2 separate regions of the Homo sapiens genome follow, and region 2 is linked to region 1. The links are chromatin contacts, found by POLR2A ChIA-PET in ENCODE. All regions are on one chromosome and are shown on one strand. The core of a region is the stretch at or near the end of the contact, and the rest is flanking DNA. Distances in the headings are between cores, read along the strand shown.

The links. ChIA-PET counts read pairs that join two places held with the same protein, here RNA polymerase II (POLR2A).
Region 2: POLR2A ChIA-PET joins it to region 1 with 12 read pairs in AG04450. The contact joins two enhancer-like sites. POLR2A ChIA-PET finds 5 or more read pairs at or near these places in 4 of 52 experiments (AG04449, AG04450, Caco-2 and 1 more).

What each region holds. Positions count from the first base shown.
Region 1 is chr18:23,223,178-23,230,518 of GRCh38, reverse strand. The region is part of intron 4 of CABLES1 (Cdk5 and Abl enzyme substrate 1); the gene reads right to left. Among named protein-coding and RNA genes, the nearest start is that of CABLES1, 91 kb to the right of the region's middle. RefSeq lists an enhancer at 3,767-3,866. Within about 2 kb of position 2,943, at least 20 of the 41 ENCODE cell types and tissues checked have a DNase peak (open chromatin) inside an H3K27ac peak, as active enhancers do.
Region 2 is chr18:23,111,538-23,118,878 of GRCh38, reverse strand. No RefSeq gene overlaps it. Among named protein-coding and RNA genes, the nearest start is that of CABLES1, 20 kb to the left of the region's middle. Within about 2 kb of position 4,243, at least 13 of the 41 ENCODE cell types and tissues checked have a DNase peak (open chromatin) inside an H3K27ac peak, as active enhancers do.

The DNA.
Region 1 (7,341 bases), core at 1,694-4,193:
TCACTAACTTCAGGGCTACCATTTTGCTGGCCTGGAATTAAGAGCATACACGTACAGGCGTGGGCATAGTCAGCCGTCCACAGAAAACAAAACAGATCTCATTTCTAACAATGTCAGTTTCTTATAGGTTTTTTTTGTTTTTGTTTTGAGATGGAGTCTTGCTCTGTCACCCAGGCTGGAGTGCAGTGGTGCGATCTCAGCTCACTGCAAGCTCCGCCTCCTGGGTTCATGCCATTCTCCTGCCTCAGCCTCCCGAGTAGCTGGGACTACAGGCGCCTGCCGCCATGCCCGGCTAATTTTTTGTATTTTTAGTAGAGACAGGGTTTCACCATATTAGCCAGGATGGTCTCGATCTCCTGACCTTGTGATCCGCCCGCCTGGCCTCCCAAAGTGCTGGGATTACAGGTGTGAGCCACCGCGCCTGGCCCTTCTCATAGCTTTTTAATTTGTATATGTTAAGACTCTTGGGATCTAAAAAATACATCTTTCACAAAGAGGCTGACAAACTTTTCCGGGTTCATTCTTCTTAGGTAAGGGCTCTGATCAATGTTGCTGGAATCTTTCTGATATTAACATGAAACATGAAATTGCTGTTCTTTGGTCGTACTTGACCCCCATAAACAGCAGTTTCACATTGTGCCACATAGCTTAACAGCTCAGGCAACTGCTCAGTCTTTATGTGTGAGTGAAAAGCAGGCAAGACCCATGGTCTTTGCTGTCCCTCTCTTTTGGAAGCCTAGAACGTTGGAGTTGCATGCAGAAAGGAACTCTGAATGGTGGAGATTCGCTCCAAAAGAATCTTTTAAAAACTCCAGTGAGAAAGAATGAAGCAGAAGTCCCAGTGGAGTGTGATGAAATCTTGGTATTTTCTAAGATCATTGTTCTGAATTCTCATTAAAATGGTATATTAAAAATAGAAATATCTGTTTGGCTGAAATGCCAGCACTAACTCTCCAGCACCAGGAAATAGAGCTAGAGAATGTCGAACTGCAGCTGAAAGTAATTAAAAGCAAACTGAAGTTGAAGTTTTCACTTTCTTTGAAAGAGCCAGATTTTTCCCAGACACATCTAGTGTTCAAATACTAATTTATTTTTTAATAATTTTTGAGATGGAGTTTTACTCTTGTTGCCTAGGCTGGAGTGCAGTGGTGCGATCTCGGCTCACTGCAACCTCTGCCTCCCAGGTTCAAGCGATTCTCCTGCCTCAGCCTCCCGAGTAGCTGGGATTACAGGCGCCTGCCACCACACCCGGGTAATTTTTGTATTTTTAGTAGAGATGGGGTTTCACCACGTTGGCCAGGTGGTCTTGAACCCCTGAACTCAGTTGATCCGCCCTCCTCAGCCTCCTAAAGTGCTGGGGTTGCAGCCGTGAGCCACCGTGCCTGGCCCTACTAATTTACTTATATTCCACTTCCTTTTAAAAATGGCATAGAGGCAAGTTCAAATACTACACATGAATATTGTCTAAAGTTGTGTATATTAGGTTAAAATGTTGCAGCTTTTACTCAGAGGTGAACACGGTTAGTCAGGTTATAGGAAGTGATCTCATTTCTACAGACACCCTAACTGAACTACTGGCAAGGAACTGTGGACGATGCAAGGTTGTCATTCCTTCTCTCTACAGTCCTGGGTAGCGCTGCAGCTTAGCCACATGTACCTAGAGGAGCTGCTTTCACATTCTGTGCAAGTTTGTGAACTTCTGCAGAGGCTGTAGGCAACAAGCACACTGAAAATCCAGCACAAAGATATATACTTTTTTTTTTTTTTTTTTTAAACAAAGGCTGACATTTAAAACTGGCCCACGGGGGTGGGGGAGTGGGAGTGACTGGAGGGGGTAAAAGGGAGGGACTCAGAAGATGGGGGTGGGGATTAAAACAGGAGGTAAAAGCACATTTGGGGAGACAGCCAAGCAGCAGTTATACCGTTAAGCAATGAGCAGAAAAACAGGCTGGTTCATTTTGGGAGTGTAAACTCATCCTTCATAGGATGGCACCAAAATTAATTTAATGTAGCTCTCCTTGAATGCCTGTAATTTCACTGTTAGAAACCCCTGGACCCCTGTCTTAGTTTTGGCTTCTTCAGCACAAAGCACACATGCACAGCTGTGGAGTCACCTGATCAAAGCAGGTGGCTAATCTAGCTATCTTGGGGCCAAAGGGGAATACCTAGGTCATTATTAATCATAAAACGGCCGACTCTGGACTTCATCTTTTGTAAAAGGCAAAATGATTTTTAGTTTCCTCTTCTGTGGCTCCCTGGCAGAGGCCCAGCCAGCTGCTCACTGAGCCATAATGCATGAAACAGATTCTGACAGGAAAACAAGATTCCCTATTAGATAACAAGAAGTTCAAGCTATGGCCCTTTCCTCAGGGAGCATGATCAATGAACTAATTAATATTACTCTCTTAAAAAAAGACAAGACTTAAATATCTAACACCTGGAAACTAGATGGAAAAAGTGTGATCCAATTAACTAGGTTCCAAGGCTTTCTGCTTCCAAAATGGAGTGGTCCTGACTTCTCTCCACCATCCTTTCTCTAATGGTGCTCTAAGCCCAAGAACTTGGAACACCTGCCAGGAGCTCCACTAGGCGCTAGCTCTTCAAAGGACAACAATAGGTTGAACACTTTGATGTGTCAATAATTTAAAAGCCAATTAAATATTAACAGGATTTCCAGACCCTTCAAAGAGAATAAGGAGTGAGAGATTTCCTGCACCTAAAGCAAAGCCTGAAAGCTGGATTACGAAAGGAAATACCACTTGTGAGCTAAATTTTAATTAAGAGATTACACATGGGCCGGAAGTCGACGACACAAGTCTTCCCCTTAGCTTAAGAGTCCCGTTTGTTGCCCTTCCGATACAGTGCAGCTGCCATCTTGGACCAGGCCTGCTTGCTGACATCAAGCAGAAGGTGCCTCCAGAGTTCAGAGACAATGGAACAGGGTCCACAGTTGATGGACAAAAGTGAAGTCAAAAGCAGCTTTTAGTCTAGAAGTCCCTTCCCACTCCCACTCAGGACTCCATCGATAAGCCATAAGCCATCCCCTGCAAGGGCAACTGGCAGACAATGAAGGGGTCTTAACGTAGCTTATGACCAAATCTTTGTCTAAAGGCAGCTCCTATAAACAGCCAGATAATGGCATGAGTCATCCATGAGATCATTCCAGAATCTGTCTCTGTGTGGGAATATGCTTGGTGTGAGGAAAGAAACACAATTTGTGAATGTGTAATTTTCCACAACAAAAATTTTCTGGGGAAAGTGGGTGGGGAGGAAGGGGGCATGGGCCTGGAGCCAGGCAGGGAGCATTTAGGCTTGAAGGCTCTAAGAATAGAAGACGCTGTTCTCTGTGTCGCAAAATGATCAACACTCAGGAAATGGACCCAAGCGGATGACCTCATCTGAATGCCCCCAATGCCAAAAGTTAAGGATATAAACACCATGTGGAAGCTGTTGACAATTTAAAAACACACCCCCCAGAGGCACCTTGCAACTCCACTGGGAAGCCATCTTCTTCATCACATGGTCTCTGATGCATCTGTAGTAAGTAAGTGACTCCTGCGACTATCATACAGTCAAGTATGGTTATCTTAAGGGGTGTGAACCTACACACACATCACAGAAACTCTTTTTGCTGGAATCATCTAGTTTGGTGATTTCACATAACCTCCAATCTCAAGTTTACTAGGTTCTCTCCTACTTTCTTCTGGTCGGATCCATGTGTACAGAAATACCAACCCACATCCAGATCTCAGGAAGTAAAGAGCACTTGGTGGCTGGTGTCGGTTCCCTTATGCATAGGGACAATTCTAGGACTAGTTCTCCATACAACACCTGCAGTCTCTCACTCACCAGTGGGTCGTGCTCTAGAAGCTCCTGGGCTGGCAAGTTGGAACTCAGAATGCATTTTTCATTGATGCAGTAAGTGGAGATTAGCCTACCCAAGGCTCTCTGAGCCTATAATGTAACTGAATCAGCCCAAAAGCAAAAACAAGAGCTCGGGTCATAGAAGCAAAAGGTCAGAGGGTGTATGAGGGTAAAAAAATAGGAGGAAGTTGAGTCTCTCCTCTTGGTTTCCTGGTCCAGGCTTGACCCTCAGGAACTTTTTTTTTTTTTTTTTGAGATGAAGTCTCACTCTGTTGCCCAAGCTGGAGTGCAATGGCACGATCTTGGCTCACTGCAACCTCCACTTCTCAGGTTCAAGCAATTCTCCTGCCTCAGCCTCCCGAGTAGCTGGGACTACGGGCACATGCCACCATGCCCGGCTAATTTTTGTAATTTTAGTAGAGATGGGGTGTCACTATGTTGGCCAGGCTGGTCTTGAACTCCTGACCTTGTGATCCGCCCACCTCGGTCTCCCAAAGTACTGGGATTACAGGCATGAGCCACTGTGCCCAGCTGAGTAACACTTTAAAGGTCAAGTTTGTATTATTTCACCTTCTTCTCTGAACTTCCCTTTCCTTCTTAGGACTCCAGGACCCTTTCCCCTAAGCTATTCCTGTTTTTCACAATTCCTTCCCTCTCTCTACATGTAAATCCATAAATTCCTTTGCAGGGCCCAGGTTTCCCACTCCTGGCCCTATGGCGGTGGCACAGTAGCCCACAATGGGGGCTGGAAAGCGAGGGGAAGAGAAGTGGTCTTGGATAGAAGTGTTGGACAAGCTGTTTACTAAGTGGGGTCTGCCTATTTAGGAAAGTTGAGAAAGTTGCTTGCAACTCATTTTGTGAGCTGAGGGTCACCAAGCCAAACCACAAATCCACACTAGAAAAGAGAAGGCCGTGACTAATGTGGATAAAAGGCAGAAAGATTCAGGCTGGCCTTGGCAAGTGTTAGTTGAGGAAAAAGGAGCTGGTTTAAGGCTGGGACTCTTCCCAGAAAATGGCATAATTTACAAGCTTCATCTGAGAAGAGTGTTTACAGCTATGGGAAGGTTTGATGTTACAGTTACAGTGAAAAAGCTGGGCAACATCTGTTCCTCTTCTCTGTAATGGGCTTGTTTTGAAAGGTAGGATTTAGCAAGAAAGATCAAAGCAAAACAATGGTCTCCTCACGTTCCATAAAGTGTATGCATTAAGAAAAAAAAAAAAGACTGGAAGGAAATAGACCAAAATGTAAATGGTGGCTTTGTTTAGGAGGTGAGGCTCAATAATTGTTATCTTCCTTTTACTTTTATACATTTTTCAAATAGTCTTTAAGAAACATGTACTATTGAGGAAAAAAAGACTGAATAAAAGCAGATCTCAAGGTGAATCCATTATTTGTAGAATTGCACCACTGACAAACTCACTGTGAACCTGACTGGGAACTGCTAAGTTCAAGTAGATCTAGAAAGAGCAACATAATAGCTCTGTGATGGCCGGGCACGGTGGCTCACACCTGTAATCCCAGCACTTTAGAAGGCCGAGGTGGGAGGATGGCTTGAGCCCAGGATTTTGAGACCAGCCTGGGCAGCATGGTGAAACCCGACTCTACAAAAAATACAAAAATTAGCTGGGCGTGGTGGTGCATGCCTGTCATCCCAGCTACGCAGGAAGCTGAGGTAGGAGGATCGCTTGAGCCTGGGAGGTCAAGGCTGCAGTGAGCTGAGATTGCACTACTGCACTCCAGCCTGGGCAATACAGTGAGACCTTTCTCAAAAAGAAAGAAAAAGAAGGCCGGGTGCGGTGGCTCACGCCTGTAATCCCAGTACTTTGGGAGGCTGAGACAGGCAGATCACGAGGTCAGGAGATCGAGACCATCCTGGCTAGCATGGTGAAACCCCGTCTCTACTAAAAATACAAAAAAATTAGCCGGGTGTAGTGGCGGGCACCTGTAATCCCAGCTACTCAGGAGGCTGTGGCAGGAGAATGGCGTGAACCCAGGAGGCGGAGCTTGCAGTGAGCCGAGACCCCGCCAGTGCACTCCAGCCTGAGCAACTGAGAGAGACTCTGTCTCCAAAAAAAAAAAAAAAAAAAAAAAAGCTCTGTGACTGGACAAAAATGGAAGTGAAACTAATGCTTAATGAATATCTACTACAGCTTTCACATATAATATTTCATTTACTATTTCATTCATCTCCCTGAGGTGGACATTATAGTCCTTTTACGGAGGAGTGAAGCTGGGGTCAGTAAGGCTAGTTCATTTCCCAGGACTGAGGCTTCTGCCTGCCAGCTCGTTCCCAAGCACCACACTGCCTCCCTGGCCGCCGGTGCCCATGGGTACACGACAGCAAGGATGGGTAAGGGCTGTGGTTTTCCTAATGGAGGCACCAAAGGAGGTGGATGGCAGGAGTGGGGATGAATGGGCTACTTGTGCCCATTCCTGATTCTCCAGAAGAGCTCTCTGTTTAGCTGTTTTATTTATTGGAATTCTATGTAAACTGATACTGGAAGAATGGCTTCTTCAGCTTAAAAAAAAAAAAAAAAAAGTGGAAGCCGACAGTCTCCAAGTTCCTTCCAGCTTTAAAAGACTATATTTGAGCTGAAGAGTGCTCCTTACTACGGAACTCATTTTTGGTCTGGCATTACCTTTACCTTAACTATCTTCCACTTCACATACCCTTTAATGAATTAGCTCAGGGCCACCCCAAGCAGAAGTGGCCGTGCAATCTATCCCTGGTAATGATTAGTGGGACTCTGGGATCAACAGCTGTGTTATTTGAAAGGCGTGGGCACAACCCATACCCAGTCTTTATTCAATGCATGCCAGTAAGTCCTGACAGCTTCCTAACACATGCACCTGATTAGAGATGGCCATGCTGGGCTTCAGAAGGGCCTGGCAATAAGGAGTAGATTGTGTGTGGATGAGTGCGGGTGGGTGGTGGCGGAGAGGATGCAGGCAGGGGCTTCAGTCCACCCTAGACACAGAGAGGGGCTCCAGGGACAGGATAGAGCATCCCACTCTCTACAGAACCGAGCTTGGGAAAAATGCCCCCCCGCCAACTTTTTTTTTTTTTTTTTTTTCTGAGACGGAGTCTCATTCTGTTGCCCAGGCTGGAATGCAATGGCGAGATCTCGGCTCACTGCAACCTCCACCTCCCGGGCTCAAGAGATTCTCCTGCCTCAGCCTCCCGAGTAGCTGTGATTTCAGGCGCCTGCCAGTACGTCCGGCTAATTTTTTGTATTTTAGTAGAGACGGGGTTTCATCATGTCGGCCAGGCTGGTCTCAAACTCCTGACCTCATGATTCGCCCGCCTCGGCCTCCCAAAGTGCTGGGATTACAGGTGTGAGCCACCGCACCCAACCAAAAATGCCCTCTTCTTACTCTAGGCTAGATGCAATCTGAATATGTCCTGCTCAATATGGGGCTGTGTGACTTACATGTTGCTCACATGCTGCTGGTTTGGAGATGTTCAGACAACCTGA
Region 2 (7,341 bases), core at 2,994-5,493, 110 kb after region 1:
TTTTAGTAGAGATGGGATTTCACTATGTTGCCCAGGCTGGTCTTGAACTCCTGACCTCATGATCCGCCCGCCTCGGCCTCCCAAAGTGCTGGGATTACAGGCATGAGCCACCACACCCGGCCTATTCTAAACTCTTACATGTTTTGAATTTTGTATCATGAGCTCGTGTTACCTTTCCAAATGATAAATGAAATTAAGAAAAATGTGTGTTACTTTAGCATTCTGCTCCATAATATATCCACTATTGATGTGATGTAAAAATAATGTTTTAAGTTATTTACCATTTACACTAATTGATTTTCCCTCCCCAATCTTTGAGTGCAATTAACATTCTAGAAAGACACTCCCCATTTATCCTGGGACAGTCTCCCAGGCACACCAGCAAGTATCCTCTTGCTGAAGAGAACACAAATGTTTGGCACATCAAGTAGCTGCTCCACAAATTCGAGTTCCTATCCTCCCTGGGAACAGAACCATTCCGGGACAGGACTTGGAGGGAACCCCTGCTCCATTGGCATGGGCAGGAGGCTGGGTGAGTGCCTAATGTCCCAAGCAGGGCCTTAGGAGGCATTATCCCATGAAATCCAAGGCTGCACAGGCTCCCTGCTCTTCATCATTAACAGCAGTGGCTTGTCAGGATGTGGCCCTGCCACCTTCCTGGACCCACCTTCCTGGATCTGTCTCTTACACTGTAGCCCTATGGAATTATCTCAGCTTGGCATCTTGGCACATTTCTTTGGCTGATTCTCCTTCTCGATTCTTCAAAACCCAGTTTAAACCACCTCTTCCCAGTGGAGTCTTCCAAGAGTCCCAGGGCTTCTTCGTGGCTCCACGGCTCCCACACTGCAGTCCTCCTCTCTTTGGCATTTGTTGCCTTGCATGGTGATCGCTGTCTGTCTCTGACTTTCCTGGGAATTCCTTGAGGACAAGGACTCTGTCTTATTCATCTTTAAATTCTTAGCCTACCCTAGTGCCTGGCACATAGTAGGTACTCAGAAAGAAGAAAGTATTTCTGAAATGCATGAACATACCAAGAGCTACGAGGTCCCATTTAGGGACTGACACATGCTACTGGGAAGTTCTGGGGAAGTCTCGTACATAGGTACATTTAATCTGAGCCTTAAAGAACAAATCCCACGGGGCACAGTGACTCATGCCTGTAATCCCAGCATTTTGGGAGGCCGAGGTGGGTGGATCACCTGAGGTCAGAAGTTCAAGACCAGCCAGGCCAACATGGTGAAACCCCGTCTCTACTAAAAATACAAAAATTAGCTGGGCATGGTGGTGCGTGCCTGTAATCCCAGCTAGTCAGGAGGCTGAGACGGGAATCGCTTGCACCTGGGAGGCAGAGGTTAGAGTGAGCCGAAATCACGCCACTGCACTAGCCTGGGTGACAGAATGAGACTCTGTCTGAAAAAAAAAAAAAAAAGGAAAGAAAGAAAGGAAGGAAGGAAGGAAAGAAAGAAAGAAAGACAAACCCTCACATACTGGACAAAAGGGAAAAGTAGGCATTTTAGGCAGAGAAAACAGTAGGCATTTTTTTTTTTGAGACGGGATCTCACTCTGTTGCCCAGGCTGGAGTGCAATGGCATGATCTCGGCTCACTGCAACCTCCACCTCCTGGGTTAAAGCGATTCTCCTGCCTCAGCCTCCTGAATAGCTAGAATTACAGGCACCTGCCATCATGCCTGGCTAATTTTTGTATTTTTAGTAGAGATGGGGTTTCACAATATTGATCAGGCTGGTCTCAAACTCCTGACCTTGTGATCCGCCTGCCTCGGCCACCCAAAGTGTTGAGATTACCGGCGTGAGCCACCGTGCCCGGCCCAAAAATGGCTTATCTTTAAGCATGAGAGGGGAGGGAGAGGAACCGGGGAGGCAGGTGGCACTTAGGTCACACAGCTTAGGAGACAAATGTTAATGGGTTGTTTGAAATTGGTTCAGGATGCAGGACAATTCTTTGTTGTGGGTGACTGCCTCACACACTGCAGGTCACCTGAGTCCCTGGCCTCACATAAATATTAACAGTGTCCCCCAACCATTATGACAACCACATATGCCCTTCACATGTCCACAAAGCTTCCTGTGGGTGGTGTCCCCTGGGTGTGGAGTACCACTCACCCCCATCCCTGCTGAGACCCACCAGCTTAGAAGAAGCCTGCAGGAGCTGGAGGATGAGACTGCAGTCCCGGAGCAGGATTCCAGGTGTGGAATCTATCAGTAAAGTCTAATCTGAGCAGTTTGGACTTGAAGGAGCTTGTTTATCCCAGAACCTAAGACTCAGAGAAACAGCCTGGGATTGAACACTGAAATTCCTCCCGCAACATGCCAGTGTGGAGCTGTGGAACCCTATGAGGTCGGTGGCCACCGGCACCTCTCTCCCTGCCAGGGGAGTGGCACCTGCCTAGTGGCCTGATGGGCCCCGTGGTAGTCTCTGCTGATTCTCAGGTTGGGGTGTGACAGGCAGTCCCTGAGCCATGTGTTATCCTTGAAGAGCAACTACTCCCAGGGGCAATGAATCTTAGAGGTTAAGAGTTAAACGTAGCGGCCGGGCACGGTGGCTCACACCCGTAATCCCAGCACTTTGGGAGGCCGAGGCAGGTGGATTACCTGAAGTCAGGAGTTCAAGATCAGCCTGGCCAACATGATGAAATCCCGCCTTTACTAAAAATACAAACAATTAGCTGGGTGTGATGGTGGGCATCTGTAATCCCAGCTACTCGGGAGGCTGAGTCAGGAGAATCGCTGGAGCCCAGAAGGCAGAGCTTGCAATGAGCCAAGATCATGCCACTGCACTCCAGCCTGGATAACAAGGGCAAAACTCCATCTCAAAAAAAAAAAAAAAAAAGAAGAAGTAAACATAGCAGCATGATTCACAACAGCCAAAACATGGGCACAACCCAAATGTCCATCCATAGATGAATGGATAAACAAAATGTGGTGTATACAAACGATGGAATGTAATTCAGCCTTAAGTAGGAAGGCAATTCTGACTCATACTACAACGTGGATGAACCCTGAGGACGTTACGCTCAGTGAAACAAGCCAGTCACCAAAGGACAAATAGTGTATGATTCACTCATGTGAGGTCCATGGAATCATCACGCTGTTAGAGACAGAATAGTGGTTGCCAGGGGCTTGGGGAAGGAGGGAATGAGGAGTTAGTGTTTAATGGGTACAGAGTTTCAGCTGGGGATATGAAAAAGTTCTAGAGATGGTTGGTGGTGATAGTTGCATACAATGTCAATGTACTTACTGCCACAGAACTATCCACTTAAAAATGGTTAAGATGGTCACTTTTATGTTATGTTTATATTGTCACTTAAAGAAAAAAAAAAAGCAACTGCTCGATGCAGAGACTAGAAGTCAAGCCCCGGCTCTGCTATTCACACCAGGGTGTGGTGGGTCTTGGCCAAGTTCATCTCTCTCGGACTCAGTGTCCCTGTGAAAGAGGGATCGTGACTATACTCTCCCCACAGTGGCAATGTGGGGAACTCTTGAGATCTGAGTATAAACCTGGGGGCACAGTGCCTGCCTGGCACATTGGGGGTACTCAGGAAGTGTGGTTATTATGGTGGTTACAGGTTTTACTATTTATTGCTTATAGAAGCAGCCCAAATGCTTCTATGGACTGTCTTTTCCCCTGCAGACACTCCCACAGAAGCATTTGGGGCACTGGCTTAACAGCAAGGTTACAGGTTAACTGACCATGAATGACTGAGATCTAGGACAGGGTGTGTGTAATCTCTCTGCGTCTTCCTGCTGGTTCAACATTCTCTCCTCCCACAAGAACCAGTTCCCAAGGGTACTCCACGCAACTTCACGTTGCCCTGCTTATCTGACCCCCAGAGGAACACTTCTTCCAGTGAAAACCTCCACAGTTCCCATTTAGACTCCTGCGGAGAGTTGCTCATTGCTGTTGACAGCAATAATAGTTCGTTTTCTTTTATTTTGATTAAATAATAGCTTGATTGGAAAGTGTTTCCCGGTGCAGCAATTAATAACTGGCTGGAGTTGCCAAGGCTGGAGGTAAGGCCAAAAGCACTTCACCCAGCTAGTCACTCATTACCCAGGAAATGTTAGACCTGGAGGCTATTCACTGCTGGTACAAACTCTGAAATTGGTAGGGAGAAAAAGGAAAAAAAGAAAAACAGCCTAAGCAATTTCCTTTTAGGTAATGAAAAGTTTAAAAATGGAGTAGCGTGTTGCCATAGCCACCATCTCTGGCTCTGGGCTGGCCTCCACGCTGGCATCCAGCGGACGGCATTTGACATGGTTTTCAGCAGAGGCAGCTGTGCCTCTTAAGTACCCATAATGAATATCTGCAGCTCCAGGCTCCCTCGGAAATCCTCAAGCCTTCACTTGTCACCTAATTTCCTCGGGAAGTGTTTCTAATTACACATTTCTTGCTGCCGGCTCCAGGTCAAGTCTTTTTGTACACAATATGCGAATTACATAAAACCACAAAACAGTGAGGGGACTCTGGAGTGATCAAAATTGCCATGTAGTTGTTTTAACTTAGTAGTTAAGCATCCGTGGGTGTAATAGGATGTCATTTGCATGAGCAAAAACAACATTAAAGGAACATCACGTGTTTCATTCTTGAGAACTCTTTGTAGGGGTCAGAACCCATTTCAGCAAGATATCTATATAACAATAGAATTTCCAACTCTAACACATGGACTGTTTATTTTAACTACAATAGCAGGGGCTTTGTAAAGAGAGACTTGTTTTGTACTGTTACCTGGGATCTGCCATTTAGGGACCTAAATGGCAGTTTTGTTTCCTGGAAGTGAAATAATCCTTATCTTTGGACTCTCTTAGTTTAGGAAATTCTCCAAGACGTAAAGCAACATTCACCAACTATTCTTAGAGAAAACTCTGAAATCTAGTTAAATTTATGTCCAGATGCTACTGTTTGGGTGTTAAGGTTTTTTTTAGAGTTGAGTAAATTGGAGGATTCTTTAGCTCTTAAAGAAGCGGCATAAATGGTTTTCTAAAAAAATGGGTTTTGACTGGACTGAGGCAACCCCCTCCCACACCGCAGTGTTTTGGAAGACTGAGCCTGTGCGGGATGGAGAGGTACGGGGGACTCTGGTTGTCTTCGTGGGGCCATGGAATTTTGCTCAAGTGAGCCCCCAGGCCATGCCCATGGACGTCCCAGAACCAGGGATGGCTGGTTCTGGCACCAGCTTGCAGCTGAGGCAAGACCTGTCCTGTCTTGAGGACATTATGCTAAGTGAAGTAAGCCAGTCATGGAAAGACAAATACACTGTGATTCCACTTGTATGAGGTACTTAGAGTCATCAGAATCATAGAGACAGAGTGGTGGTAGCCAGGGGCTGGGGGGAGGAGGGAAGGGGAGTTAGTGTTTAACGTACAATTTCAGTTTTACAAGATGAAAAGAGCTATGGAGATGGGTGGTAGTGATGGTTGCACAACAATGTGAATGTACTTAATGCCACTCAACTAACTGTACCTTAAAAATTGCTAAGATGGTGGCGGGCTCAGGGACTCACTCCTATAATCCCAGCACTTTGGGAGGCTGAGGTGTGCAGATCACCTGAGGTCAGGAATTTGAGACCAGCCTGGCGAACATGGTGAAACCCTGTCTCTACTAAAAATATAAAAATTAGCTAGGTGTGGTGGCTAATTAGCTAGTCCCAGCTACTCAGGAGGCTGAGGCAGGAGAATCGTTTGAACCCAGGAGGCGGAGGTTGCAGTGAGCTGAGATTGCACCACTGCACTCCAGCCTGGGCGACAGAGTGAGACTCTGTCTCACAAAATAAAATAAAAAATTGCTAAGATGGTAAATGTCATGCTATGTATATTTTACCACACAGACACATATACACACAATGGGGAAAGGAGAGAGGAACCTATCCTGACCCCATTCCCTAAGGAACTTCAGCAGGAAGTAGCAGTCACTGCAAGAAGTGTCTTTTGCTCCAGGTTTCCCTCTGCCCACTGACCCTCCTCCTCTCAGTCTCCAAATGTTGAGTGTCCCCAGGCCAGTCCAGGACTTCTCCTGTCTACACTCGCTTCCTAAGTATCTCATCCAATGACAAGGCTCTATGAGCTGTGACAGATTCTGTCTTCCAGAGTTGGTCCCAACAGTATCTCCCATTCTATAAGCTCTTCTCCAATATGACCTCCACACTCCTTCCACAGAGAGAAGGGGTCTTCAATCTAGGCAGACTTGTGACTCTCTTGTCACCAACAGAAGGGGGTAGAGATGATGCTATGTGACTTCCAAGGCTAGGTTAGGAAAGCTGCCATGTAAGTCGTCCAACTCCCAAAGGCTGCCATACTGGAAGGAAGCCCAACCCTCATGGGGAGGGCACTGTAAGTATCCCAGTTGACAGCCTGTGCTGAGGTTCCAGTGAATAACCAGCCATATCTGTGGGTAAAGATGCTTCCAGATGATTCCAGTCCCAGCTCTCATGTTGCCTCCAATCCTTGAGTCTTCCAAGCTAAAGTCCCAGAAACTGTGGAGTAGAGACTAACCATTTCTTCTGTGCCCTGCCCTGGATTCCCAGCCCACCAAACTGGTGGGCAAATGAAATAGCTGGTTTAAGCTAAGTTTGGGGTTGTTTTTTTTTTTTTTTTGAGACGGAGTCTCACTCTGTCACCAAGCTGGAGTGCAGTGGCGCGATCTCGGCTCACTGCAACCACTGCCTCCCCAGTTCAAGCAATTCTCCTGCCTTACCCTCCCAACTGGCTGGGACTACAGGCATGCGCCACCATGTCCAGCTAAGTTTTGTATTTTTTTTTTTTTTTGAGACAGAGTCTCGCTCTGTCACCCAGGCTGGAGTGCAGTGGCACGATCTTGGCTCACTGCAAGCTCCGCCTCTTGGGTTCACACCATTCTCCTGCCTCAGCCTCCCGAGTAGCTGGGACTACAGGTGCCCATGACCGCGCCCGGCTAATTTTCTGTACTTTCAGTAGAGACAGGGTTTCACCGTGTTAGCTAGGATGGTCTCGATCTCCTGACCTCGTGATCCACCCGCCTTGGCCTCCCAAAGTGCTGGGATTATAGGCGTAAGCCACCGTGCCCGGCCCAAGTTTTGTATTTTTAGTAGAGACGGAGATTTAAGAAGCTTCTCACAGAACTTGCTCAGGTGAAGCTGATCTTAAGCTGCTCATCTCTCAGGCATCCTCATCTCAGTAAGTGATTTCATCACTTATCTGATACCCAATTGCCCAGGCCAGAAATCTAGACATTGTCAGTAAGTTCTCTCTTTCCCTCACCCTCCATTCAGTCCATCAGCAAGTCCTGTGCCCTCCATCTTCAAAACATTTCCCATATAGGAGCACTTTTCACCTATGCCACGGGTTTAA